Regions from separate parts of the Homo sapiens genome. Here region 2 is linked to region 1. Evidence: read pairs that join two places in POLR2A ChIA-PET (ENCODE). Cell type or tissue: Panc1. All regions are shown on one strand.

Region 1 (8,000 bases):
ACACGTTTGAGGGCAAGGGCACCCTACTAAAAACAGGGGTGAGAGATAAAAGCAAACATACTCATCACCAAGCCGCCTTCTCCACTGGGCTCCCCGACTGCAGGCCACGGGCCATTTACTCCTCTCCCACCACCCTGGACAGAGGCTGGGACAAGCGTCTTCTCTGAAGCATCCCACAGGCTTCAGCTCTAAAGATAATGATCTGAGGGGCAGACACCAACAACCAGTACACCCACATCACCCTACAGAGAAACAGTCAACACGGCCTTCTGCTGCACTCAGAGCTTCTAATACACTTTTTACTTCTTCCTTCCCAAACTGGAGGTAAGCCTCTGACATGCAAAACAGATACCGAAACAGACACAAAAAAGCAAAAAGGGATAAAAGTGGTTACACCTTGGGGACAAGAAAGTGACAAGGCAAGGCAATGCTTGCCCCCATTACAAACATTACAGTTGACTCTTTAATACGTGTACAACTGATAAAATATAAAACCTTGGGGAAAAAGCCAGGCGTGATGGCACGCATCCGTAGTCCCAGGTACTCAGGAGGCTGAGGTGGGAGGATCGCTTGAGCTCAGGGGTTCCAGGTTGCAGTGACCAGCCACTGCATCCCAGCCTGGGTGACAGAGCGAGACTCCCATCTCTTTAAAAATAAACAAAAACAAAAAACAAAAAAACCTTGAAAACAACACATGCATTTCAATCTCACCAGACTGTGACCTGTCATCGAGAGAACTTTGGAAAACAATTTGTCTATTAATATCAAAGAAGTGCATCTGCTATGACCCAGCAATTTTACTCCCAGGTATATCAGAAAAATTTCTGTGCACTGCAACAGAAGATATGTACCAATAACATCAAAGAAGCCCATTGTGTAGATTAAAAAAGTAAATAGGCCGGGCACGTGGCTCACGCCTGTAATCCCAGCACTTTGGGAGGCCAAGGCAGGCGGATCATGACGTCAAGAGATCGAGAGCATCCTGGCTAACATGGTGAAACCGCATCTCTACTAAAAATACAAAAATTAGCTGGGTGCCGTGGCGGGCGCCTATAGTCCCAGCTACTCGGGAGGCTGAGGCGGGAGAATCACTTGAACCCAGGAGGTGGAAGTTGCAGTGAGCCGAGATCGCGTCATTGCACTCCAGCCTGAGCCACAAGAGCAAAACTCCATCTCAAAAAATAAATAAATAAATAATTTTAAAAAAAGAAAAAAGAAAGAGACAAATGAAAAGAGAAAAAGTAGGCCATATCTTCTTCCTAAATAAGCCAATGGTCATCTGAAACCAAAAAGCTGTTCATCACAGAAAATAACTTTTGGATGGCAATGGTTATGCCTAAAAAAAGAGAACAAATTTATTAATATTTTCAAGGGTACTGTAGGTACTGTGATCCCTAATCAGTTAAATGTTTTCATTACGATATAAATTAAGAACACAATGTTCAGCTTATGATAAAGTAAACATGGCAAAGCAAAAAAATTTTGCAAAAAGACACTATTTTCTTCAGGTCTTTCTTAGTAAACTTTTGTCTCAAACAGAAAAAAATAAAATATGCTTCACAAAGATACAAATAATACAATTAACATAAAATTTTTAATTTCCTGCTTCCTGTATTAGATCTAAGTGTCGATAAATTCCACACTGTGGTTTTCTTTTTCTTTTTTATTTTTTTGAGACGGCGTCTCACTCTCTCACCCAGGCTGGAGTACAATGGCACGATCTGGGCTCACTGCAACCTCCACCTCCCAGGTTCAAGCAATTCTCCTGCCTCAGCCTCCCAAGTAGCTGGGATTACAGGTGCCTGCCATCACGCCCGGCTAATTTTTTGTATTCACACTGCTGTTTTCTTAAGCAATCCTCTATGTCAAGCAATGAATGAGGAAGGAACTACAATTTACTGATCAACTAACAGGTCATCTCCATTAAACCCCCCAAATAACTAAGAGCAGCCATTATTATCCTCGTTTTATAAATGAGGAAACCAAAGCCAGGGAAAGTCTAATGATTCTTTCCCAGGAGAAAAAGAAAAAATATTTGAAGAAATAATGGCTGAAATGTCCCAAATTTGATGAATGACATGAATATACACCTCCAAGGTGCTCATCAAAGTCCACGTAGAATAAGCTCAAGGAGATCCAAAGTCATGCAACATGCTATTGGGTGGTCTGGTAGCTCAACGATGTCATCGGTAACCCAGTCTGTTCATCCTGCCTTCCAATGTGTCAGTTTCATCCTAAAGTCTGTCTCTTTCTCGCTCTAGGCTTCCCCCAGCAACTGAAACTACATGCTTCCTTAGTCCTATGTCTCTCTCAAGAGTGAGAAGTCTTCCTTCTGAGAAGCCCATAAAGTCTATGCTCTATTCTCCTTGGCTCAGCCTAGCTCCACCTGACATTTTACTGTGATCGGCTAAAGAGCACGAGTGGAATGAATGCGCACCACACTTAGCGTTGAAGGAGAAGAAACACAAAGAAATCGAGATCAAGAGATAACGTGAGAAGTAGGAAAGAATGAAAGCCAATAAAGAATTTCAACAGGCAGAAAACCAACATCGAATGCCCAGAGAGATCAAATAAAATAAAGAAGCAAGCAGGCAGTTCTCAAATCTTCAAAACTATTACTCTTACGCATCTGAGGGAGCATCTTTTTTCTTTTTTTCTTTTTTTTTTTTTTTTTTTTGAGACGGAATTTCATTTTTGTTGCCCAGGCTGGAGTGCAATGGCACAATCTCAGCTCACTGCAACCTTCACCTCCCACATTCAAGTGATTCTCCTGCCCCAGCCTCACAAGTAGCTGGGATTATAGGCACGCACCACCATGCCCAGCTAATTTTCTATGTTTTTAGTAGAGACGGGGTTTCACCGTGTTGGCCAGGCTGGTCTCAAACTCCTGACCTCAGGTGATCCACCCACCTCAGCCTCTCAAAGTGCTGGGATTACAGGCGTGAGCCACCGCGCCCAGCCGCATCTTATTTCAATATGGCAAAAAGTATATCTAATAGTAACCAGCTGACTGACACTATCCTGTTACTAAAAAGTAAATGTACCTGAAGATTCAAATCAAGTCTGTCAACAACATTTACGAAAAGAATTTTCTTCTGCTGAGCTCTCCTGTGCAGATATAGAAAAATAAGAGCCTGCAAGGGGAGAGCTTTAATTCAAGCATCGGCATACATTTCTGTTTCCTTTTTAAGAAAGTCTATCTACAGTTTCTCTCCTCCTACCCTAAAGATGAGCAGGGTTGGTTGTTAACACAGAGTGAAGACGTACAAAGTGAATCTAAACACCAGAATGATTTAACTCTAAAGATCCTAAAATACCTTTTAATCGGAATCAAAGGATTTCCTTGATTTTTATCTTTCAGTAATACCTATCTTTTCCTACCCCCTTAAGGCCCTAAGGAGTTGAATAAGCACTAGCCGTTTACTTTACCAGTACTGCAATCAGAATTTCCACGTCTAAAAGAAAATTTTGTACAGTGGGACAAAGACATGGTGGCTGTGTAGAGAAATGTCTTTATTTTCTAGAGATTCATGTCATAGTATATAGGGATATAATGCTATTATGTCTATACTTCGAAATACTTTAGCAAAAAAAGAATTGAGGCTGAGCACAGTGGCTCACACCTGTAATCTCAGCACTTTGGAAGGCCGAAGTGGGCGGATCACCTAAGGTCAGCAGCTCCAGACCAGCCTGGCCAATATGATGAAATCCCGTCTCTACTAAAAATACAAAAATTAGCCAGATGTAATGGTGGGTGCCTGAAATCCCAGCTACCTGGGAGGGTGAAGCAGGAGAAATGCTTGAACCCAAGAGGGGGAGATTGCAGTGAGCCAAGATCATGCCATTGCCCTCCAGCCTGGGCAACAAGAGTGGAACTCTGCCTCAAAGAGGGAAAAAAAAGAATTGAGCAAAATTATAACAATTATTAAATCTATTTGATCCATTATCCATTTTACAGTCTAAGAGTTTGAATTTTTCATGTTAAAAAAAAATTTAAGTTTCACGTATTTGGCCAGGTGTAATGGCTCAAGCCTGTAATCCCAGTACTTTGGGAAGCCAAAGCCAGAAGATTGCTTGAGGCCAGGAGTTTGAGACTAGCCTGGGCAACACAAAGAAACTCTGTCTCTACAAAAAACAGAAAAGAAATTAGCCAGACATGTCACGCATGCCCACAGTCCCGGGTACTCAAGAGGCTGAAGTGGGGGGATCGCTTGAGCCCTTGAGTTTGAGGATGCAGCGAGCTATGACTGTGCTACTGCACTCCAACCTGAGTAACAGAGTGAGACACTCTTAAGAAAAAAAAAAAAAAAAGGAAAAAAAAAACTTTCAGGTATTAAGTGGCTAGTAACATCTGTAGCAATATCACTCAGGATATTTGGGGAAAGCATTACTAGGAAGTAACAGAATTATCCTTGACACATGAAAAGGAATAAATAAAAGGCATAGGAGTATGTGATAAAGTATTTCTGAACCAGTCTCTGCGGAGCTTCTAAGTACCTTGCTGTCCTATTGTGTCTTTGGACACCCAGATTGTATAGCAAATACCAACACCTAGCTGTTAGACCAGCTGTTTAGTGACGTTCTATCAGTATCCCTCTGCATCCAAAATAACTTTGCAGTCACAGAATCTGCTGATACACAGACAATTTCACACATGTGACCGCCATACTAAAAATGGGAAGATAAGCAATGTTCAGAGAAGGTGTCCTTAATTATCCAGATCTTTTCCACAGCAACAAACCAGCCTTCAATCAAAGTTATCTAAGGCTTGGATTCACTTATTGACATCATGTATGTTTTGTTACTTGGACTCTGTTAGGTAAGAAGAAACAAAGGTCAAGTGGTTTTTTCCTCCCAAGAAATCTAGCGGTTTATTTTTGAATGGATAAAGTAATATATGGATATGGTTACACATACACAAACATATAAAAAGGCATACAATGAAAACTTCCCCTCCAACCTCAATAAAGCTGCTAAAAAAAAAAAAAAGGGCAGGTTAACTGGAAATCACTGGTCTGGCATGAAATCTCTAAAGCTGGTTGAATGCACCCACCACGAGCTTCCCTATAAAATCCTGACATTCCAGACACGCTAGGAAAGGGTCCTTCAGACTCAGTTCTCGTCTGATGGAGGAGGTTGGACACACTGGTTTATTTCTAACAATGCATCAGGCTCTAAAAGAGAATGAGTCTGTGCAGCACATACGGTTTCAACATTCTTACTCTAATTCTTGATAGCAAATATAAATGTTTCCACAAGGAAAAAACAATGTGGAAAGAAGGCAGGAAATCCTCCATTTTAGTAAAAGGGTGCTGCCAGTGAAGCTTTACATAAGAATCAGGAGCAAATTCACATCATTCAGCCAAAATCCTTGCCTTTCTCAGGCACTAGCCTTCCACAAACTTAGATCTGCAAAATCACAGAGACTCACAGTTGTTGAGGTCTATATTTTAGGTTCAGGTTTGTAGGAATTTAAAGTACTTAAGTGTGGACCTTCTGCTTCCAGCCACAATGGAGTAACAGGGACTGGATTTATCCTGTTGCCTGAAATGATGGGGGTAGAAAAACAGCCAGGCACAGTGGTTATGTGCCTGTAGTCCCAGCCACTGGGGAGTCTGTAGCAGGAGGATCTGGAGCCCAAGAGTTGAGGCTGGCCTGGGCAACATAGCAAGAACCTATCTCTAAAAAATAAACAATAAAAAAACAAGCAAACAAAATAACAAAATTCTACACCCTGCAAAATCTCTTTCAAAAATAAAGATGAAACAAAGACATTTTCAGATATAAAAACTTAAACTAATTTGCCACTAGCACATCTGCACTACAAGAAATGTTAAAGCAGTCCTTCATGCAGGGGGAAAGAAAAGATACCAGATAAAAATTTGTTACCGATGCAAAACAATGAAAGTCTTGTAAATGATAACTATGTGAGTGAATACTTTCCCTTCATGACAGATACCTCTTTAAAAGATTTACTGTTAGTGTTCAAAGCAGAAATAATACGACATGTATTGGGTTAATAACAAATATAAAACAGAACAAAGGTTGGGAGGGAGAAAGGAAAGCACACGTTATAAGCTGCTTATCCCACATGTGAAATGGTTAACATCATTTGATGGTAGACTGAGAAATGAAAGGTGTATATATAAATCCTAAACCAACCACTAACAAAGTGTGCAATAATATTAAGAAATTCAGAATCATTCCCTTATTTACCATCTTTAATAAAATCTAAGAGCCCATCAATTGTAAGATGTATGCTTAATTTCAGGCAGTTTAAAATGTATAATTTGTATCTCAGAATCAAGGAAAAATGGGAGATTGTCACAGATACTCATATTAAAAAATAAGCAAGTGGTATCTCCAAGTTGATTCAGTACTTTCTAACTTTCAAGTTATATTATTAATCTAGTTATCTAACAGATTCCAATCTACCAAGAAGCTGCAGCTTTCTAGTTTACTGCTATAAATAGTGACACCCTGACACATTTTATATACATGTATATGCAAACATATGAGATCTTCCACGGAGTTCACTCGCAGTCCTATGACTTCTCCTGGAGAAAGATGGAGTTTCACAGTTATGAACTGTGGCCAGAACCCTCACTATGTTTTAGTCACTGTAAGTCAAATGTGATAATACGTACCCTGAACAAAAATTTGGTCATTTAACTCACAACTGTGTATTTCTGGCTACCTAGTCCTAATTGAAATTGATTCTCTTACCCTTAAGTTTACCTTTATTACTAATCAATACTAATTTTTGTTGTGATATGGAGCTTTTTAGATTTTTGGTCAGTTCAGAGACTGGCCGATTCTGCAGGAAACAGAACACTGGCAAAGCATGGGCTTTGAGCACTAGTCCCAGTTAATCCACTACATGGAAACTCTACATGGAGCCGTGGTTTAACACACACAGAAATAACACCTATCTCATAACACTGTTATATCCAGCAATTTAAACTGGTTATTTTGAGAAAGGATCTTGCTCTGTCACTCAGTCTGGACTGCAATGGCACAATCACAGCTCACTGCAGCCTCAGCGTCCCAAACTCAGGTGATCCTCCCGCCTCAGCCTCCTGAATAGCTGGGACCACAGGCACGTACCACCATGCCCAGCTAACTTTCAAATTGTTTTTGTAGAGACAGGGTCTCACTATGTTGTTGTCCAGGCTAGTCTCAAACTCCTGGGCTCAAGTAATCCTCTACTTCGGCCTCCCAAAGTGCTGGGATTGTAGGTATGAGCCACCTTGCCTGGCTCAACTGTTAAATGAGCATGAGTTTCTGGAGACTACTGAAGCAGTATGATGACACGCAGAACAAAAGGGCAGGCTCTGAGCTGCCAGGGGCTGCGCTCTGCCTCTCCTCACCACTCGACAGTCGGGTGACCTCAGTGGGTGATAAAGCAGCATTCAAACTATGACATCCAGGTGGGTAACAGGGCAGTCACGTGTTAGCAACAACGGAAAGGGCCAGGTGAGTGGCATGCCGCAGCTAGCCAGGATGCTGCACTGAGCTGCAGGGGCAGGCAGGAAAGCCGCAGAGGCTCCAAGGGTCCGATTCTCGCCACCTCCTTGGAACCTTCTTTCTTGTCATTTCTCCTCAATCTCCATGTGGTGATCTTCACTGTTCCAGGACACTGGTTCCTTACCCAGCCTTCTTTGGATTAGGTGAAAGGTGACATTTTCAGACACAAACTGGAGTTGGCCACTGGTGCACCATTATCACTAACAGAAATTCTTAAATAAGTTCAATCAAGAGAAGGGATCCAGTACAGGAGGTGTGAGCATCAAGAGAAAATGATGAGCACTGGTTTCCATAAGTAAATCTTAAAAAAACCTGACTGTGTAAGATAACAACATCTCATAGAGTAAGAACAGAACTAAAATGCTCAACAACAACAGCATGTAAATAAGAAGGGAAGTAATTTGCTCTCAAGTTCTTAGGGTTCGAAGGCGGAGCGGATAGATGATTAACTTTAGACTTGTCAAGTTAAGAAG
Region 2 (8,000 bases), 250 kb after region 1:
TCCTAGCATTTTGGGAGACCGAGACGAGAGGATCACCTGAGCCCAGGAGTTCAAGATCAGTCTAAGCTATATAGCAAGACCCTGTCTCTACAAAAAATAAAAATAAAAAAAATTAGCCAGGTATGGTGGCACGTGCCTGTACTTCCAGCTACTTGGGGGTTGAGAAGAGAGGATTGCTTGAGCCCAGGTATTTGAGGCTGCAGTGAGCTATGATTGCGCCACTGCCCTCTAGCCTGGGCAACAGAGCAAGACACTGTCTCTAACAACAACAAAATAGTTGTAACCCTCACAATGTAAAAATAAAAGGGACCAGGCGCGGTGACTCACACTTGTAATCCTAGCACTTTGGGAGGTCGAAGCGGGTGGATCACGTGAGGTCAGGAGATCGAGACAAGCCTGACCAACATGGTAAAACCGCATCTCTACTAAAAATACAAAAATTAGCCAGGCGTGGTAGCGGGTGCCTGTAATCCCAGCTACATGGGAGGCTGAGGCACAAGAATCACTTGAACCCAGGAGACGGAGGCTGCAGTGAGCAGAGAGCACGCCACTGCACTCCAGCCTGCGCAGCGGAGGGAGACTCTATCTCAAAAAATAAAAATAAAAAATAAAAGGATCAATAGCCTAGTCTAAAATTGGGCAAAAGATCTGAACAGACATTTCCGCAAAAATGATACACAAATGAGCAATAAGCAAATGAAAGGATGCTCAACATCATTAGTCACCAAAGAAATGTTCCTCAAAGCCATGAGACAAAAAACAAATGGCCTGTGGCCCCAGCTATTCGGGAGGCTGAGGCAGGAGAATCACTTGAACCCGGGAGGCAGAGGTTACAGTGAGCCGAGATTGCGCCATGGCACTCCAGCCTGGGTGACAGAGTGTGACTCCGTCTCAAAAAAACAAAACAAAACACAACAAAACAAAATCATGAGCTACCACTTCACATTCACTAGGATGGCTATAATTAACAAGTCATATAATAAGAGCGTTGGGCAATTAGAACCCTTATACACTGCTGGTGGGAATGTAAAATGGTACAGCTGCTTGGAAAAGTCTGGCAGTTCCTCAAAAGGTTTCACAGAGCATTAACACATGATCCAGCAATTCACTCCTAGGTACACACTCAAGAGAAATGAAAACATGTCTGTATAAACACTTGTATGCGAATGTTCATAGCTGCACTATTCGTAATAGGTGAAAAATGGAAACAATCCAAATGCCTACCAAATGGCAAAGGGATAAATAAAATGTGGTCCATTCATTCGATGCTCTTATTCAGCCATCAAAATGAAGTACTGATACATGCTAAAACATCGATGAATCTTGAAGACATTATGCTAAGCTTAAGAAACCAGACCAAAAGGCCACACAGTGAATAAATTCCACTTATATGATGTCCACAATAGGCAAATGTACACAGACAGAAAGCAAATTAGTGAATGCTTAGGGTTGGGAGAGTTTGGGGAAAATGAGGAGTGACTGCTAATGGGTATGGGATCTCTTTCTTTCCGTTTTGTGACAGAGTCTCCACTCTGTCACTCAGGCTGGAGTACGGTGGCATGATCTCAGCTCCCTAGCAGCTGGGATTACAAGCATGCACCAACATAATTTTCTCTATTTTTAGTAGAGACGTAGAGATGGGGTTCCACTGTGTTGGCCAGGCTAGTCTCATGCTCCTGGCCTCAAGTGATCCACCCACCTCGGCTTCCCAAAGTGCTGGGATTACAGGTGTGAGCCACTGTGTCCCGCCTGGTACAGGATTTCTTTCAGGAGTGAAGAAAATGGTATAAACTTGATGATGGTGATGGCTGCACAACTCTGTGATTATATTAAAAACTGTTGAATTGGAAAGTTTACAGAAGTGAATTGTATGGTATGTGAATTATATCTCAATAAAGCTATAAAAAAATAGGTATCAAATAGAAAAGGCTACTTTTTACCTCTCATGCTGACACACATGATGGCTGACACAGTACATATGACAACTGCCAGGAGAATCATGAGGACGATCAAGTAACTGCTGAGCAAGGCTCCACCAGCACAGTCCAGCTTTCCTCTGTGCATGAGATACAACGTCAGAATGCCAATCCACCTGGCAAAAAAAAAAAAGGGAAGGGTCAGAAATGAAATCCAAGGAGCTGCTGTGTAGAACATGATACAAAGAAATAAAAGGGGACAGGGCGCGGTGGCTCACACCTGTAATCACAGCACTTTGGGAGGGTGAGGTGGGCGGATCACAAGGTCAGGAGATCGAGACCATCCTGATCAACATGGTGAAACCCTGTCTCTACGAAAAATACAAAAAAAAAAAAAAAAATAGCTGGGCGTAGTGGTGCGCACCTGTAGTCCCAGCTACTCGAGAGGCTGAGACAGGAGAATTGCTTGAACCTGGGACGTGGAGGTGGCAGTGAGCCGAGATCGTGTCACTGCACTCCAGCCTGGGCAACGATATGAGACTCCGTCTCAAAAAAAAAAAAAAAAAAAAAAAAAAAAAAAAAGAAATAAAAGGAGTTAATATTTTCCAAAACAAGGCAAGGTTCACTTTGGAATATAATTTTCTTTTTGTAGAGACAGGGTCTTGCTATGTTGCCCAGACTGGTCTTGAACTCCTGGCTTCAAGTGATCTTCCTGCCTTGGCCTCCCAAAGTGCTGGGATTACAGGCATGAATCACTGCACCTGGCCTGGAATATAATTGCCAACAATAAAAGATCTAGGCCCGGCACGGCGGCTCACGTCTGTAATCCTAGCACTTTGGGAGGCCAAGGCAGGAGGATCACTTGAGCACAAGAGTTGGACACTAGCCTGGGCAACACGGTGAGACTCCATCTCTACAAAAAATAGAAAAAGTTAGCTGGGCGTGGTGGCACGAGTCTGTGGTCCCAGCTACTTGGAAGAGTGAAGTGGGAAGATCGCTTGAGCCCAGGAGGTTGAGGCTGCAGTGAGTGGTGATCGCACCACTGCACTCCCGCCTGGGTAGCAGAGTGAGACCCTGTCTCAAAAAAATAAAAAGAAAAGGGGTCTCACTATGTTGCCCAGGTTGGTCTCAAACTCCTGCCCTCAAGCAATCCTCCCGTCTCAGCCTCTCAATGTGCTGAGATAACAGGCGTGAGCCATGGCGCCCAGCCAAGAATCTACTTTTGCATAACAATGATTCATTCCCTGCACAGATCCTCTGGGAACAGACTTCAGGTACCAATGCCACTTCCCACTGATTCCACACTTTGAAAGACAACAGCGTTGTATGTTGAGCCTGTCTGCTTCTCACGAAATGCAGCCACAACCGGCTCGGTATTTTTTCCTATCCTTCGTGTTGCAGATTCAAGTGCCCCGTACAAAGGGAAGGAAGGGCACAAGTGGCTGCTCCCGCCTCAAGAAAGGAGAACTCGAGGCCAAGGCTTTTGCCGGCGGTAACACCCTCGTGGCACCCCAGGGCCAGGTCTCGGCGCTGCACACAAAGGGGTGCTCGCGTCCTGCTGCGCGGACTTCGAAACCCCCTGTTTGTCCCCCGGGGTCAGCCCACACACTCTGGGGGCTTCGGTTTGTCATCCGTCAAATGGACACAGCACCACTGCCCACCTCTTCGGGCAGTGGTGAGAACTCGATAAGAGGATGCGTGGCCAGCGCTGGGACCGCGACAGTGCTTGGGAAGCCACTTCTGTCACCGTCTCAAGGGACAGCTCGCCCCCCGCTCCCTCTCCGGTGGGCTCCACCGCCCCCGTAGCCGCCGTCCTTACCACAGCACTCGCACGACCAGCTCGAAGAACCCTGGGAAGACCAAGTCGTCGCTGGCGATGGCCCAGCGCCGGCCGAAGAGTACCATCCCCGGCATGGCGAAGGTCCCGTAGCTCGCACTCAGGAGAGACCCCGCGCGCCGTTCACCGAGAACAAACCAGCACCCTCCGGACGCCGCCACCAAATTATCGGCGCTCAAGCGCAAACGCAGCGAGGGCGGGGACCTGCGCATGCTCACGCTGAGGCCGAGATCGGCGCAAGCGCACTGAGCCCTACACCGCCTCTTCCGCCGGAGCTGTCTGCGCCTGCGCAGAAACGCTGATCCGGAAGGCGCTGGCTGAGTCGATTGCAGGTCTGCCGGTCGGTGAAATCCGTTCTGGTATTTTCTTTTTCTTTTTCGTGAAGAGTGCAGTGATATCCGTTCTGGTGATATTTCCTTTTCCTTTTTTTTTTTTTTTTTTTTTTTTTTTTTTTTTTTTTTTTGGTGACGGAGTCTCGCTCTGTTCCCAGGCTGGAGTGCAGTGGGTGTGATCTCGGCTCACTGCATCCTCCGCCTCCCGGGCTCAAGCGATTCACCTGTCTCAGGCTCCGGTGTAGCTGTGATTACAGGAGCGCGCCACCACGGCTAATTTTTGTATTTTTAGTAGAGACGAAGTTTCACCATGTTGGCCAGGCTGGTCTCGAACCCCTGACCTCAAGTGATCCGCCCGCCTGGGCCTCTCAAAGTGCTAGGATTACAGGCGTGAACCACTGCGCCCGGCCCTGTTTGTCTGTTTGTTTAAGGCAGCGTATGGCTCTGTCGTTCAGGGTGGAGTGCAGTGGCGCAATCATGACTCACTGCAGCCTTGAACTCCTGAATGCCGCCTTGAATTCCTGGATTCCAGCGACTCTCCCACCTCAACCTCCTGAGTAGCTGAGACCAAAGGCACGTGCCACACTCCCGGCTAATTTATTTTTATTTATTTATTTATTTATTTATTTATTTATTTAGAGACATAGTTTTGCTCTTGTTGCCCCAGGCTGGAGTGCAATGGCGCGATCTTGGTTCACCACAACCTCCATCTCCTGGGTTCAAGCGATTCTCCTGCCTCAGCCTCCTGAGTAGCTGGGATTACAGGCATGTGTCACCATGCCCAGCTAATTTTGTATTTTTAGTAGAGATGGGGTTTCTCCATAAATTTTCCTATTTTTTGTAGAGACCGGAGTCTCACTCTGTTGCCCAGGCCGGTCTTGAACTCCTGGCCTCAAACCATCCTCCCGCCGCAGCCTCCCAAAGTGCTGGTATTACAGGCGTGAGCCACTACACCTGACCGAAATTTTCATTTTATAAGGAGGGACGCTTCAGGCCTGGAGGAATTAGCTAGCCTAGAGACCCAGGCTGTCAATGGCAGGTGTGGGACTCATATCCCGTTCTGTGAGACTTGCAAGCATGGGACAACATTGCTTCCATCTGTGCCCCTTGCTGTAAGGAGCCCGTGTTAGGAACCCCTCGAGTTCAGGGTCTGAAACCACCCTGCAGCTGGCGGGGTGGAGTCTGAGCGCTTTTCAGTACCCCCACTGCCCCACCCTGGTCTGAGCCACCTTCATCTCCTGCCTGGGCTCATCACCCCACTGTGCTTTCTCATTCTGCTGTGCCCTCTTCAGCAGCCAGGGTGACTTTGTGAACCTTCAGATAAAGCCTGCACCCTGCCTGGGACTTTGCAAGGCTGCACTTTGTGCATAAAATTACATTGCAGGCCAGGCGCGGTGCCTCACGCCTGTAATCCCAACACTTTGGGAGGCTAAGGTGGGCGAATCACGAGGTCAGGAGGAGATCGAGACCATCTTAGCCAACATGGTGAAACCTCGTCTCTACTAAAATTTAAAAAAAAAGTTAGCCAAGTGTGGTGGCACGCACCTGTAGTCCTGGCTACTTGGGAGGCTGAGGCAGGGGAATCGCTTGAACCTGGGAGGCAGAGGTTGCAGTGAGCCAAGATCGCGCCCTGCACTCTAGCCTGGCAACAGAGCAAGACTCCGTCTCAAAAAAAAAAAAAAAATTACACTCCAGCCCCTGGCAAAGGCCTTTCCCTGGTAGTCACACATCAAAAGTTTGTAAGGGCTCATTTATCTGTCTCCCTGGTTACTATTTGCCTCTATCACCCACCCCACTGCCTGCCGCCTTTTCCCCCTCTGAAAAGACATCAGGGTCATTTTTGCTCCAGGGGTTCTACATTCTGTGTTTCCTCTGCCAGGAATAGCCCCCCTGCAGGTTTTCTGTTACTGGATGGAAAGTCTTGGCTGTGAGTTGGTCAGGGGCTTGCGTGTTGAACCGAGAATTGCAACACAAGGCCGGGCACGGTGACTCACGCCTGTAATCTCAGCACTTTGGGGAGGCCGAGGCGGGTGGATCACCTGAGGTCAGGGGTTCAAGACCAGCCTGGCCAACACGGCGAAACCCTGTCTCTACTGAAAATACAAAAACTAGGCCAGGCACGGTGGCTCATGCCTGTAATCCCAACACTTTGGGAGGCTGAGGCAGGAGGATCACCTGAAGTCAGGAGTTCAAGACCAGCCTGGCCAACATGGCGAAACCCCGTCTCTCCTAAAAATTAGCTGGATGTGGTGGCACATGCCTGTAATTCCAGCTACTCCGGAGGCTGAGGCAGGGGAATCGCTTGAACCTGGGAGGCGGAGGTTGCAGTGAGCCAAGATCGCGCCCTGCACTCTAGCCTGGCAACAGAGCAAGACTCCGTCTCAAAAAAAAAAAAAAAATTACACTCCAGCCCCTGGCAAAGGCCTTTCCCTGGTAGTCACACATCAAAAGTTTGTAAGGGCTCATTTATCTGTCTCCCTGGTTACTATTTGCCTCTATCACCCACCCCACTGCCTGCCGCCTTTTCCCCCTCTGAAAAGACATCAGGGTCATTTTTGCTCCAGGGGTTCTACATTCTGTGTTTCCTCTGCCAGGAAGAGTCCTCCTGCAGGTTTTCTGTTACTGGATGGAAAGTCTTGGCTGTGAGTTGGTCAGGGGCTTGCGCGTTGAACCGAGAATTGCAACACAAGGCCGGGCACGGTGACTCACCCCTATAATCTCAGCACTTTGGGGAGGCCGAGGCGGGTGGATCACCTGAGGTCAGGGGTTCAAGACCAGCCTGGCCAACATGGCGAAACCCTGTCTCTACTGAAAATACAAAAACTAGGCCAGGCACGGTGGCTCATGCCTGTAATCCCAACACTTTGGGAGGCTGAGGCAGGAGGATCACTTGAAGTCAGGAGTTCAAGACCAGCCTGGCCAACATGGCGAAACCCCGTCTCTCCTAAAAATTAGCTGGATGTGGTGGCACATGCCTGTAATCCCAGCTACTCGGGAGGCTGAGGCAGGAGAATTGCTTGAACCCGGGAGATGGAGGTTGCAGTGACCCAAAATCACACCACTGCACTCCAGCCTGGGCAACAAGAGCAAAACTCCATCTCAAAAATAATAAATAAATAAAAATTGCAACAAAAACCCCACAAAGCAACAACGACAACAACAAAAAACAAATCAACAAAAGACAAACAAATGGCGTAAAAAGCACAGATTGATTGACACGAAGTTCAAGAGACCACACAGCTCAAGAGACCCCTCAATTAGGGTCTTCATTAAGCAGAAAGAATGTGGTTAACACTCATGGCTGAAGTGGAAACTTCTGTCTTGTTATCACAGAAGTGCAGATGTGGCCTCTATGCTGCCTTATCTTGCCCAGAACTGGCTGCACCTGCTGATCTTTTGCTTATGCCTTAACCCTTGTTAACCATTGATTACCCTCATTCCTGATTCTCCTGCCTCATTTCCTTTTTTTTTTTTTTTGAGATGGAGTCTTGTTCTGTGGCCTAGGTGGGAATGCCATGGCGCGATCTGAGTTCTGCAACCTCAGCCTTCTGAGTTCAAGCGATTCTCCTGCCTCAGCATTCTGAGTAGCTGGGATTATAGGCATATGCCACCATGCACAGCTAATTTTTGTATTTTTAGTAGAGACAGGGTTTTGCCATGTTGGCCTTGGCTGGTCTCGAACTCCTGACCTCAAGTGATCCGCCCACCTCAGCTTCCCAAAGTACTGGGATTACAGGCGTGAGCCACCGCACCCAGCCTCTCCTGCCTCTTTTTTTGTTTTTGTTTTTTTTGTTTTTTTTGAGACGGAGTCTCGCTCTGTCGCCAGGCTGGAGTGTAGGGCGCGATCTCGGCTCACTGCAACCCCCGCCTCCTGGGTTCAAGCGATTCTTCTGCCTCAGCCTCCCTAGTAGCTGG

What was found. Peaks named below come from ENCODE experiments on the same cell type or tissue, not always from the same donor. Only the 100,000 strongest peaks of a DNase experiment are listed, where the experiment ranks them.
Region 2: POLR2A ChIA-PET joins it to region 1 with 13 read pairs; 3 of 35 experiments call an interaction of 5 or more read pairs at or near these places.

What each region holds. Positions count from the first base shown.
Region 1 is chr7:6,193,800-6,201,799 of GRCh38, forward strand. The region is part of intron 1 of CYTH3 (cytohesin 3); the gene reads right to left. Among named protein-coding and RNA genes, the nearest start is that of CYTH3, 75 kb to the right of the region's middle. In Panc1, no CTCF peak of the experiment used is centred here; no DNase peak of the experiment used is centred here.
Region 2 is chr7:6,444,013-6,452,012 of GRCh38, forward strand. It overlaps DAGLB (diacylglycerol lipase beta), which reads right to left and starts at 3,942. Exons shown (of 15, transcript NM_139179.4): 1 at 3,736-3,942; 2 at 1,941-2,092. The coding sequence starts at 3,830. RefSeq lists an enhancer at 4,150-4,199. In Panc1, no CTCF peak of the experiment used is centred here; DNase peaks (open chromatin) are centred at 3,199, 4,009 and 4,569; H3K4me3 peaks cover 2,733 bases; H3K27ac peaks cover 2,736 bases.